2 separate regions of the Mus musculus genome follow, and region 1 is linked to region 2. A link is a contact called in ENCODE Hi-C or POLR2A ChIA-PET data. All regions are on one chromosome and are shown on one strand. Each heading gives the region's core, a stretch centred on a gene start or an enhancer-like site at or near the end of the contact. The rest is flanking DNA. Distances are from core to core; before and after follow the strand shown. Region 1 overlaps Nfia (nuclear factor I/A). Region 2 holds the start of Nfia (nuclear factor I/A).

The links. A loop is a pair of places that touch in the nucleus more often than their neighbours do. ChIA-PET counts read pairs that join two places held with the same protein, here RNA polymerase II (POLR2A).
Region 1: a map of heart shows a loop between it and region 2 (2.0-fold over the local background). The contact joins the enhancer-like site here to the promoter of Nfia in region 2. A Hi-C loop is called at or near these places in 5 of 37 maps with a recorded cell type or tissue (adrenal gland and heart). POLR2A ChIA-PET finds 5 or more read pairs at or near these places in 1 of 5 experiments (Patski).

What each region holds. Positions count from the first base shown.
Region 1 is chr4:97,812,570-97,818,133 of GRCm38, reverse strand. The region is part of intron 2 of Nfia (nuclear factor I/A); the gene reads right to left. Among named protein-coding and RNA genes, the nearest start is that of Nfia, 38 kb to the right of the region's middle. Within about 2 kb of position 3,418, at least 1 of the 3 ENCODE cell types and tissues checked has a DNase peak (open chromatin) inside an H3K27ac peak, as active enhancers do; it is heart, where a contact is called at or near this core.
Region 2 is chr4:97,774,029-97,779,032 of GRCm38, reverse strand. It overlaps Nfia (nuclear factor I/A), which reads right to left and starts at 1,407. Exons shown (of 11, transcript NM_010905.3): 1 at 1,039-1,407. The coding sequence starts at 1,065. Gm38709 (a long non-coding RNA gene) reads left to right here and starts at 1,610. Exons shown (of 5, transcript XR_003955232.1): 1 at 1,610-2,004; 2 at 2,810-2,907; 3 at 3,220-5,004.

The DNA of each region.
Region 1 (5,564 bases), core at 2,169-4,668, 37 kb before region 2:
TTGCTTAAATGGAGCAACAATTACTGAGAAGAAAACTCCCATCCGGTCCCAATTTTATCACTAGACATAATCACTGTTTCTTTCATTATTATTTTCTTTCAACCATGACAATAAACATGTTTCAGAAAATAAGTCATCAGTGGAAAGCTATTTGAAGAATTCTACATAGATGGTGCTACAATTGTGGAACTGGGAAGGCCTTTGTTGACAGTTTGTTCTGAATCTCTCACCATTCAAATACTTGGGATGCCTGTTCCTCTGTCTGTCAAAATAGAAAATCCTTAGGAAGGATTTACACCACAAGTTGTCCCATCTTTTCAAAACACAGGCAAGGTGTCTTTCCTTTGTGGGGCCAGAGCTCATACACAGCACTCCAGTGTTCACTGATCATACTTCTGCCCAGCAAGACCTCGAAGAGGTCATGAGCACTGGGCAGAGCTTGCTCACCTTACAAGGCCTAGCTAAATGCATGACCTACAAAAATTCTCACATTTGCTCCCATAAAATGGTAGCTCAAGGATCCTGACAGCCAAGGCTCTAACGCACTGGGCACAGACTCAGACCTAAACCCCTCGCCTGTGCTGTCTCTGCCCTGCTGCACGGACTACCACAGCAAAAATTAATATCAACAATAACAACAAAAACCGTAGTGGCCCATTATTTAATTATCTTTCAAAACTCAATTGTTCTTCCCGTCACACTGAAAGGACTCTCTCTCTCTCCAACAGAACACATAGGTTAGACTGAAGGAGAAGGGAGTTATTTCACCTAGTATGAAATAATCTGATTTAAAAAAAAAAAGGATGGTAAAACAGAAAGGTTTTACACATGCAAATCCATCCTTGTACACAATTTCAATTCTCTTATGCTCATGATCTATATTCCTGCTCTCCAGATGGGCCATCCGCTTAACACCAATGCCAGGAACAGCTTGTGTATTGTTTGTTTAAAACAAAGATGATGGATTAAATATCATATGCAATGTGAGTAAAGAGGTTAAGGTTAATACCACTGGTTCTGAAATATATGATAAATTAAGCCCGTATAGTGTTGCTCAAGTAGATGCACATAAATAAAGATTTAATTTCATTTTTCATAGTCACAAGAGGAAGCATGCATTCATCTAGAATATGGAGTCTTTCCATGGCTCCAGATTTATTCTTGTTCTAAGGCATCATTACCCTCCAAATTACACAGACTTATGTCATTTCACTGAAACACTCATTCACCCATCACAGGCCCAGATCCAACACTAACACGTTTGTCTTAAAATTATGCCAAAATGAGCAAACTTGAGATTCTTTCACCTATATTTGAGTAATCTGCAAATTTTCTCGAAGAAACCCCCCAAACCCTACTATTTCTATGTGCACTATAGAAAGAAAAGAAATCACAGTGCAAGTGTCTTCCTACCCTCTGCAGTGTTCCATCAAGCTGCCCACAGAGGAGTTGCTGACAATGGAATAGCTTGTGTCAGGACCAGTTCCACAGCAGTAGCTTCTTGCCTTGACTACTGACTGACTTTGACCTCATAACCACATGCAGTCTCCATTAGAAGAATTATTTAAGAGAAAAGAACAAACATTTAGAAACCAGAATGGAAGGACTGAACAAAACAGAAAGATAATTCCTTAAAGGGATTGTGCTGATAGGATATCATATAAGAAGATTATCAGCAGCAGGAAAGCGCTGAGTAGTACAGAATCTCACAGAGATGGCTCAAAAAAGAGATGGCAGCATGAGAATGTCCCATGTCTCATATACACACACCAAACAGAGAAGTGAGGGGTTCACTTGGAGCAGCCAAAACACAGCCCAAACCTAGAAAGAGTTCTACTAGGGCCACCAGTCCTACCAACTGGTTAGATTGAAACTTTATTTAAGCTGGAATTTGGCCCTCCACAGTTGCACCACAGTGAGAAAATATTTAAAGAAAGATATTTTGCAATTCCCATGTTTGGAGTGAGTAATGAAATCCATAGTGCTTGCTACTTATGTTGTCTTGATGTTGGTTCATGACATCCATATAAAATGTCAGGACAAAGAAGCAGATAGATTGTCTCTAGTGAGACTATAAACAACCCTGTGTAAACTCTGGGACATATTCAAGTTGGTTAAAAACTTCAAACTATAACAACTTCACTGCCAAAAGCACAATCAATCCAATAATTGCAGATTACTTTTTTTTCAGATTACAATGCTCGATTGCAATTTTCTCTTACATGTTTTTACCGAAAATAGATTAACAAGCATCATACAAACATCCAAAGAAAGGGAGACTGTCATACAGATTATTCTCATTATTAACATAAACAACTAGAAGTACATCATGAGTAAAGTCCATTCACAATTACAAAACACATATCTCATCCAGGTCGTGGGATCTAAATTTTGGATTAAATGGAACTTAAGGTCCCTCACAACTAGGACATTCTATGATTCCAAGCCTATGGCTACCCATTTGTTTCCTAGAATCTTTCCTGTGATGGGCGGTGATGCTGGTCTCCCTTTAGAGTATCTTTCCACCTTCATATTAACCCACTGCAATGACACACACTCACGAAAATGAAATTCTATAACTTTAAAACTGAAAGACAGTGTGAAGGAAGCAAAGTCCAAACTCATTCCATGTCACCTCTGACTTCTGAGGTCTAGGTGGTAAACATTTCTTCTTACCAAGATACTATCGAGTACATTCATGCTTCCAAACAAGTTAGATTAAGAATTCCTCTTTGCGTTGATAGGATACTGGCGATCTGGTCACACACTATTGAACATAACTTGGTCCGCTCTGTGTAACATGGTATCTACTGTGCACATGATGGAACCTAATGTGCATGTGATGGTGCTGAGCAAGAAAGGTTCTTTCATTTTGAAATCTATTTACAGAGTGAAAATTCTTCACCCCATGAAGTGAACTCTGTTTGTGTTGAGTGTATAGTCATCACTTCCTGTGAATGAAGTAAAAATAGAATCCAAATGAGTAGAAAAGTGTCTTCATGTTCAATGAAAACTAATTCCAGGGGAGAAAGTGGAAGTGCATGTACATAATGTGTGCATGTGTGCATGTGCAAAGGTGTGTAATGTGTGCATGTGTGTGTGTGTGTGTGTGTGTGTGTAATACTTCTGTTTTCTTGTTTATAAATTTTACTCCATATAAGTTTTACTTGTTTTTGAGGAGAGAGTTTTGGGTAAACATTTCTGACCATAGTAGGTAATTTCTAAGCCAGAATCCAAAGAAGATAGTATATGCTTTTATAGCTAAAAAGGGTCTTTCTTAAAATCAATAAGGTAACTGCCTAGGTTGTTACTTGAAAACAGCCATTCAAAATGCTCCGGGAAGGGCATAGTTAAAGGCGGTCATCTGATCAACCCTAACCCACACTGGAGCACACAGCTATTGCATCACTGGACGATCACAAGTCACACGCTGTCCTCAGCCCGCTCCATTGAGTAACAGACAATGCAATGCTTTAAATTTGATTTCCTAATGTCCTAGAGGTCAATTTAAGACCTTAGAATTTGCTAATACAGTTATCACAAATTTATTTTAGATTTTTAAAGCTGTCCCTGGAATTATGTCGAGCAGTTATCACTAACAAAATACAGTACCCGGCCCAATACTGTCCAATGCAAAGCATGCTATGTTCACTTTAAATTTAATATGGGGATCTGAAAGTTTAAAAAGTCTCTATGCTCCAAATGTTCTTAAAGTCCTACTTTCAGTGTCTTCATCTTTCTTTAGTTTAGAACTGGAGAAGTGATGAATGTGTGCTGTGCAGAGACGTCCCTTTCAGTTTAAAATGGATTGGACTACAAGCTGCTAATAACTTCCAAGAGCCAAACTATGGAGGCCCCGAGTGTCTCCACAATGTCTTTCAAAGTGTTTTCGGGAATGGCTTTGAGGTGGGTCTAAAAAAGGAGTGCCCTGCCTTGTACTGGCTGCTGTCACTGAAAACTGTCACTGTCAGGGCAGACATGAAAATCAGTGGTCATGAGAACAACAAACCGGCCAGGGTTTGCCTGGAATGCTCAACCCTGTGTAGCAACAGACATGATTTTGATTCTAACAATATTTCCAAACAATTCTTAAATCTGGCAGACAGGAAGAATACTAATCACCTAGATAAATGTGTTTCTTCTACATTCTGGAAGGGTGCCACGAGAATATATCCCGTTTAGTGAGCCTCCATGAGTGGAGTGCTGGCCCACTCGGCAATACTTATTGAATTTCATATTATTTTATTAGGATGTTGGTACAGACACTATGCAAAACTCCTCAATTAAGTTAATTCCATCTTGTCAGCTCATATAATTATAAATGTTACAGAGCCTAACACAAACCACAGAACATACCACAGAACTTAAAGTAAAGAAATGCTATTTGACCCATAAAAACAGTCAAATGGAGACAGAAGATCCCTTCTCCTCCTTGAGGACACAAACATGCTGTTTCTAGAGATCAGGCTCCCTCCGAGAAACAGGTATACCCTACAACACACAGGAAATGTGCTGCAAACTTTCTCTATGTGCAAGCTTTTCCCTCAAACTTTTTATTTTTAAAATAATATCCAAGTTAACATGGCCCAAGGAGTGCAGACAGATGTGTAGCTTTTCTATCCAAAGACTAAAGTCAAGTGTCTGCTCATGAAGTATAACCCTGATACATTGTCTCTAAGTTTTGGCTGAATATCCTCAACAATTAAGCAGATATCATCACGAATCCATTTCTTGACCCTAACCTAAAGAATCATTTTTGTCAAAGAACAAAATGTTCAGTTTCCTTAGTATACAGAAACAAAAGCTCAGTTACAAACATGATGCTATGTTGGCCATGTAGATTGTTTTATGAGTGCCCAGATGAGAATGAAGTGCTGACTCATGCCAGTTTCTCCGATTAATATATCATAAGCTCACGTTTCTAGATAGTGTCTCTGAATAAAAGACAAACGAAATTTCCTCTCACTAAACACCTGCAGTGTCACTTTCTGAAGGTGTGTGGCACTTGTGCTCAGTAACTGAATTAGTTCCCGTGGAAAAGCCATTCATTATATGGACCAGATAAATAAGGAAAGAAATGTGTGGTCCAGGGTCAGGCATCCAAGTCAATGGTAGATGAGTTTCAGGAACTGGGAAGGCAGAATTTCTAAGTCTTACTAGGGAGGAGAATAGCCATGTTAAGGTTAATGCCACTAGGTATGTCCACAAATATTTAAGATTAAATGCCAACTATAGTCTTTGTTTCAACTGGAAGTCATACTGATCTATCTGAAATGTTTCCTGCTTGCATTACAGAAGAAAAGACTAATGGTGCCTTTTATGTTCTCTACACTGCATTAAACAATCTTGAAATTGAGAGACAATCTCATTTTTCCAGATTAATGTGATTTGCCTCTTACCTGGATACCTGACGCTGTTACGTTTTCTAGTTCCCTCTGAGACGCACCATGTCACGTGTTATTTCAACACCAAATGGTCTAGTTATATGGACCCAGACTCACATGCTCCATTTGCCACACAGACCCCTCACTGGTGTGGCCTTTCTGCTTTGTCATAAGGTTCTT
Region 2 (5,004 bases), core at 158-2,657:
TCGTACTTAAAGAGAAAAATTAGCGCAAATCACTCTGACTTTATGCCTTTTAGTCAGAGAAAATAAATAATATATTCAAACGGGACCAGATCCGGAGCCGCAAAATAGCAGTGTTTCCTTGCTGCTGGTGCAGACTCGACCGGGAGGGATGGGCTGGGAGGCTCGGGCAGGAGGGGCAGGCGGAGGGGCACCAGGCCCCACGCCGCGAGTGGGGCTGCAGGGAAAGTTGCCGGGTCCTGCTGGCTGAGCCGCCCGGGGCTTGCCTAGGCGGCGGCGGCGGCGGGGCAGCCGACTCGGGCCCTGGCCGCCGCTCGCCCTCGAGCCGGAGTCCCACTCCGCCCGCAGCGGCCCAGCCCGGCCCGACCCGCGGCCTTGGCGGCTCTGTGGCCTCCGCGGCGTGGGCTCGCCAGACCCCGAAACTTTCGCCTGGGGGTCGCGGGCAGGAGGCAAGGACAGCAAGGTCCCGGGCCGGCGCGGGGAGTGCGTCTCCGCAGCCCACGGACTAAGGCTAGCACTGCCCGCCCGCCGCGTCCGAGGGGCGCTGCCCGGGCCGGCCCGCAAAGCTGGCACAAAACAAAAGTAAGAGTTCGGGGCGTCGGCGGGGGGCGCGGCGGCGCGGGAGGACCCCGGCAGCCAGGGCGCCCCGGGTGCAGCCGGCGTGCGGGGCTTGCGGGGCTCAGCCGCCCCTCCCTGGAGCGGAGGAATCGCGGGCACCGCGCTCCGCGCCGCAGCCGCCAGAGTCCAGATTGCAGCGTGTCAGGGGCTGCAGCCGCGGACACACGTGCGGGGCGCCCGCAAGCCCCGGCGGAGCTCCGCAGTCCGGCGCCCCGATATTAATTAACGCATTAATAAGAGGGCGCCATTAGCCATGTGCCCACACAAATGGCCGAGCAGGAGGAATGCACCCGCATGGAAACAAAGTTACTTTCTTAAAGCTGCAGCCCCCCCCCCCGCACACGCGCGCGCACACACAGAAACACGCGCAGACACGGCTCCCGCCGAGGCACACGGCCGCCCCGCGCCCCCGCAGCTGCTTACCTGGGTGAGACAGAGCGGAGAATACATAACTGCCGGGCGGCGGGGGGTGCGTGCACGTCTGTGTGCGGGCTGGAGGTGTGCGTGAGTGTGGGTGCGAGAGGGAGAGAGAGGAGGAGAGAGCTAGGAGGGGGGGAGGAATAAAAAATCAAGCCTGCTTCTTGCGTTCACATTTCCAACTCGGCTCAACTGCAGCAGCCAGCGCTCTTGCCGCTCCACGCGCTGAACTTTAACCCCGCCTAGAGTTTCCCTACACTCCACTATACTGTCTACTGTACGCGGGCGTTAAAGGCATAGCGCACCCTTTCCCGCTCCCGCGCCGGCCGGCCGGGTGCCCGCGAGCTGCCCGCGCGCCCGCCTGCGCCGCGTTCTGCACCGCACCGCACGGCCGCCGCCCGCTCGCGCCGCCGCCGCGGGGGTGTGGGGGTGGGGTGGGGTGGGGGTGGGGGGGCGGGGTGGGGGGGAGCCGGGTGGGGGAGGGGCGGCTGCGGCGCTGACACCGGTCCCCAGCCTGCAGGGCCGCCCGCCCGCCCGCCGCTCGCTCCGCGCTCGCTGCCTCCCGCGGCCCCCCGCCCCCCGCCCCGCTCGGCGCGGTCCCCGGGAACGCGGCGCGGAGCGGTTTTTTCAGCGTGTCCTCCGGGCGGCTATAGGCTGCCACAGGATGTGCTTAAGCAAACAAAACTACTTTTCCTCCTCCCCATCCCCCCACCCGCGCCGCAGCCCTCCGCGGACGTCGGGAGAGGATTGGGGCAACTTTGTCGGGGCGCCCCGCACCCCCGTGGGCCGCGGGTTGGGCTCCCTAGGAACCCCAGAGAAGGGCGCGCGTTACATTTGCATGTATGCAAATTTCTTGTAAAAAATCAGACCTTCTAGGTAACTTTTCCTCCCTTCCTCTGAAATGCGGTAAAGCTCAAAAGCATTGTAATCTCTCCTGCGAAGCTTTCTATGGGAATAGTATCGTCGGGAGAGGTAATATGCACAAAAGCCTGCTAACTTTTCAGCTACGACTCTATAGCAGTCAGAATCTGGGGGTGGGGGGGATAGGAAGATCACCCCAAAGATTCCCCAGATTGCGGGGGAGGAGGTGTCTGGAGAAAGCAAGGAGGAGAGTCATGAGCGAACGCTCTTCTCTCCCAGAACCCAGGAGCTGGTGGGTTTAAACACAAACGCCCAAAAAAGTTCTGTCACGTCAGAAACAACAGTGGTTTAGCTGGGACATTTTTCTGTATACTGAGAAGGAAAACTGTGAAAGGGTTGCCCCCTTAGGAAAGAGATATGTTTGTATCCCCAAATGGGAGCCCAGGACTAACATCTGAGTCCCTGTTCCCCAGACACACTCTTCAAGGGTGCGTCTTTGTGGATCCCAACTTTTCCCTTCCCCAGGTAATAGTTCTCAAGATGGAAAAGAGCTTCCTGCAATTATTTTAGGTTTGCTAAAGTATTGTTTTGGCAGAAGGGGGGGGGGTGGTTTTAGGGTTTGGCACATTGCCAACAAGCCTGCTCTTCCAGCTTTCTTTTTCTTCTGTCCTTCCCTCCTTCCTTCCCTCTTTCTTTTCTTTCTTTCTTTCTCTCTTTCTTTCTCTCTTTCTTTCTTTCTTTCTTTCTTTCTTCCTTAAAAAAAAAAAAACTCAACACTTTCTCTCTAGACTCTCTTTTCTTCTAGAGGGGGAAAAAGTATACCTGTCTCCTCCAAACTCTCATTTTCTCCTCCTCCTCTCCCTCCTGAAGTTTTGCAGCCTTCTGTATTTACCTACCCTTCTTTAAAACTCCCCAGATTCCGACGCTGGCACACAGACTGGGAATCCGCTCCCTGGTGGAGATGACAGGACTAGAGTCTGCAGGCATGCCCACCCGACAGAAGAAAGTGAGGGGGTATGATCACTTTCATTCAGATTTTTTTTTCTAGGTGGGTAAGCCTGCTACTAGAAAAGGCCAAATATAATGTTCTGCTGAGACAGCCGGCAGTCTAAAGTTTGTTTGTTCTCTAGTCCGTTTAGGGCTAATGCTCAAGAATCCATTCTTCTCCCCCTGATTCCCACCCCCTGCTCTTGAATATTCTTGGAATCCATATTATTCCGATTACATATTAAGGATTGAAGGAAAGTAATAGCTTCAACCTTTAGTTAGAACGTCCATTTTCCCAAACTAAGCAACTGCTTTTCCTTGGTTCCTTGTGGCTTTCAGGAAGGAAGAAATGCCCTCCAAGCTAAGAGGAGTTAGAGAAACATTCCTGGCCACGAAACCCTTTGCTGGGATCTATAACTTCAAGACTCTCCAAGTTTCCTCGACAGAAGTTTCTGGCTGAGGGAACCAACATGTAACTGAGGCACAGTGACAAGTTATTGTCCCGTGTGTGTGTGTGTGTGTGTGTGTGTGTGTGTGTGTGTGTGTGCGCGCGCGCGCGCGCGCGCTCTGGGGAAGCTCTCTTCCAAAGTGGATTTTTTTTTTTTTTGGTGTATAGATACACTTCACATCTGCCTCTTTTCAAAACAGCAAAGAATTTTACTTTTGATTCTCAAGGGGATTTTTTTAAATAACTGCCTGTTGCCATGTCTTCTTTTTTTAAATGGGAAAAAGTAATTGAATGCTGATATTTCCACTTTAGAAACTTCTTTTGTTGCAGCAGTGGATGTGCCCGCGATTTCCAGCATTCTGCGGTTAGCAATATTATCTTAAGTAACTTTTGGCGCCCTTCGTAAGACTTTTGGATATGGGACGATTGTTTGCGCCCTCTAGGCAAGGGCTGGATCCAAGTTCAGCACCAAAGCCCTCCACATCCGCTCCTGCTTTCTCTCCTATCTGTGCCAGCTCCCGCTCCCTCCCCCGCTCCGGAGGAGGGTGGAAGGCGGGGGAACACTACAAAGCCCAGTTCCAACTACAGCCTTTGCAAACTAGACTGAGAAAAATACCGTAGAAGAGTTACAGTTACAGAATGGCTTCTGGTAACTTTCTCTCCAACAGGCATAAATTTAAACACACAAAGAAACAGATGTTCCTCAGAGGACAGACCCGGGATAAAAAACATTTCTAACTTTCTCCTGTCTTCTAGGTTGCAAAAGTAAATCCTTGTCTAGAGTTCACAGAGATACTAAGAGAGGGAGAGAAAGGAAGATCTGAGAAAGAGGGGGAAGGGAAGGGGGAGCAAAAGAAGGGAGAAGAGTGTAGGAAACACAGGTGATGTATGAAAACTAGTTTATTGCAATCATATAAATGACCCATTGTTAGGAAGGGTAAATCCTTATTGGAAACATTACTCCAGTCGTTTATTTTGCAAGTGGTAGGAGGCTGCCTTGAAACCGGATTGTCTTTGCAAAAAGGAGGTTCCTGCCATGCTCTCTGCTATCCATATTCTCCCTGGCACAGAGCCCAGCCTTGCATTTACTGTTTTATTTGCAGAAACGTTACCTTGCCAGCTTTAGTGAAATCCTCTTAGATGTATAAATTACGTCAATAAAGTTTCACTTCTACATATATCTGAAATACCTCTCCTTTCTATTTAGTTGGGAAATTGTATTAATGTGATTTAGATTTTAATGCCCAAAGTAGTGAAAATGGGACCAGGATTCCTAAGTGACAATAAATACCATTTGCTCTATAGTTATCACCAAGACTAACTCTTAACTAGTATTTTCCAGCATTTTTCTTCACTTTTTTACTTACTGGTCACTTGTGTGCAGATTTCTCTTACTTGCATATAATCCCAAATTGAATCATGTTGATGCATTGAGCACACAAGTGAGTTTTTCACATCAAGTTTCCGAACAAGGTTTGTCTGGAAGGCCCAAAGCCTCAGGAAATAGTTGGATGAGAACTAAATCCACATTAAAAAGTAAAGAATCCATATTATTTTCCATGTATTACCTACAGAATTGGGGGTGGGGGTTGATAGATTTGAACCAGAGGCTGCAAGTTATATCTCCAAGACAAACTAAGGCAGTTAGTTTCCACCATGCAGATGGCCAGGATTGA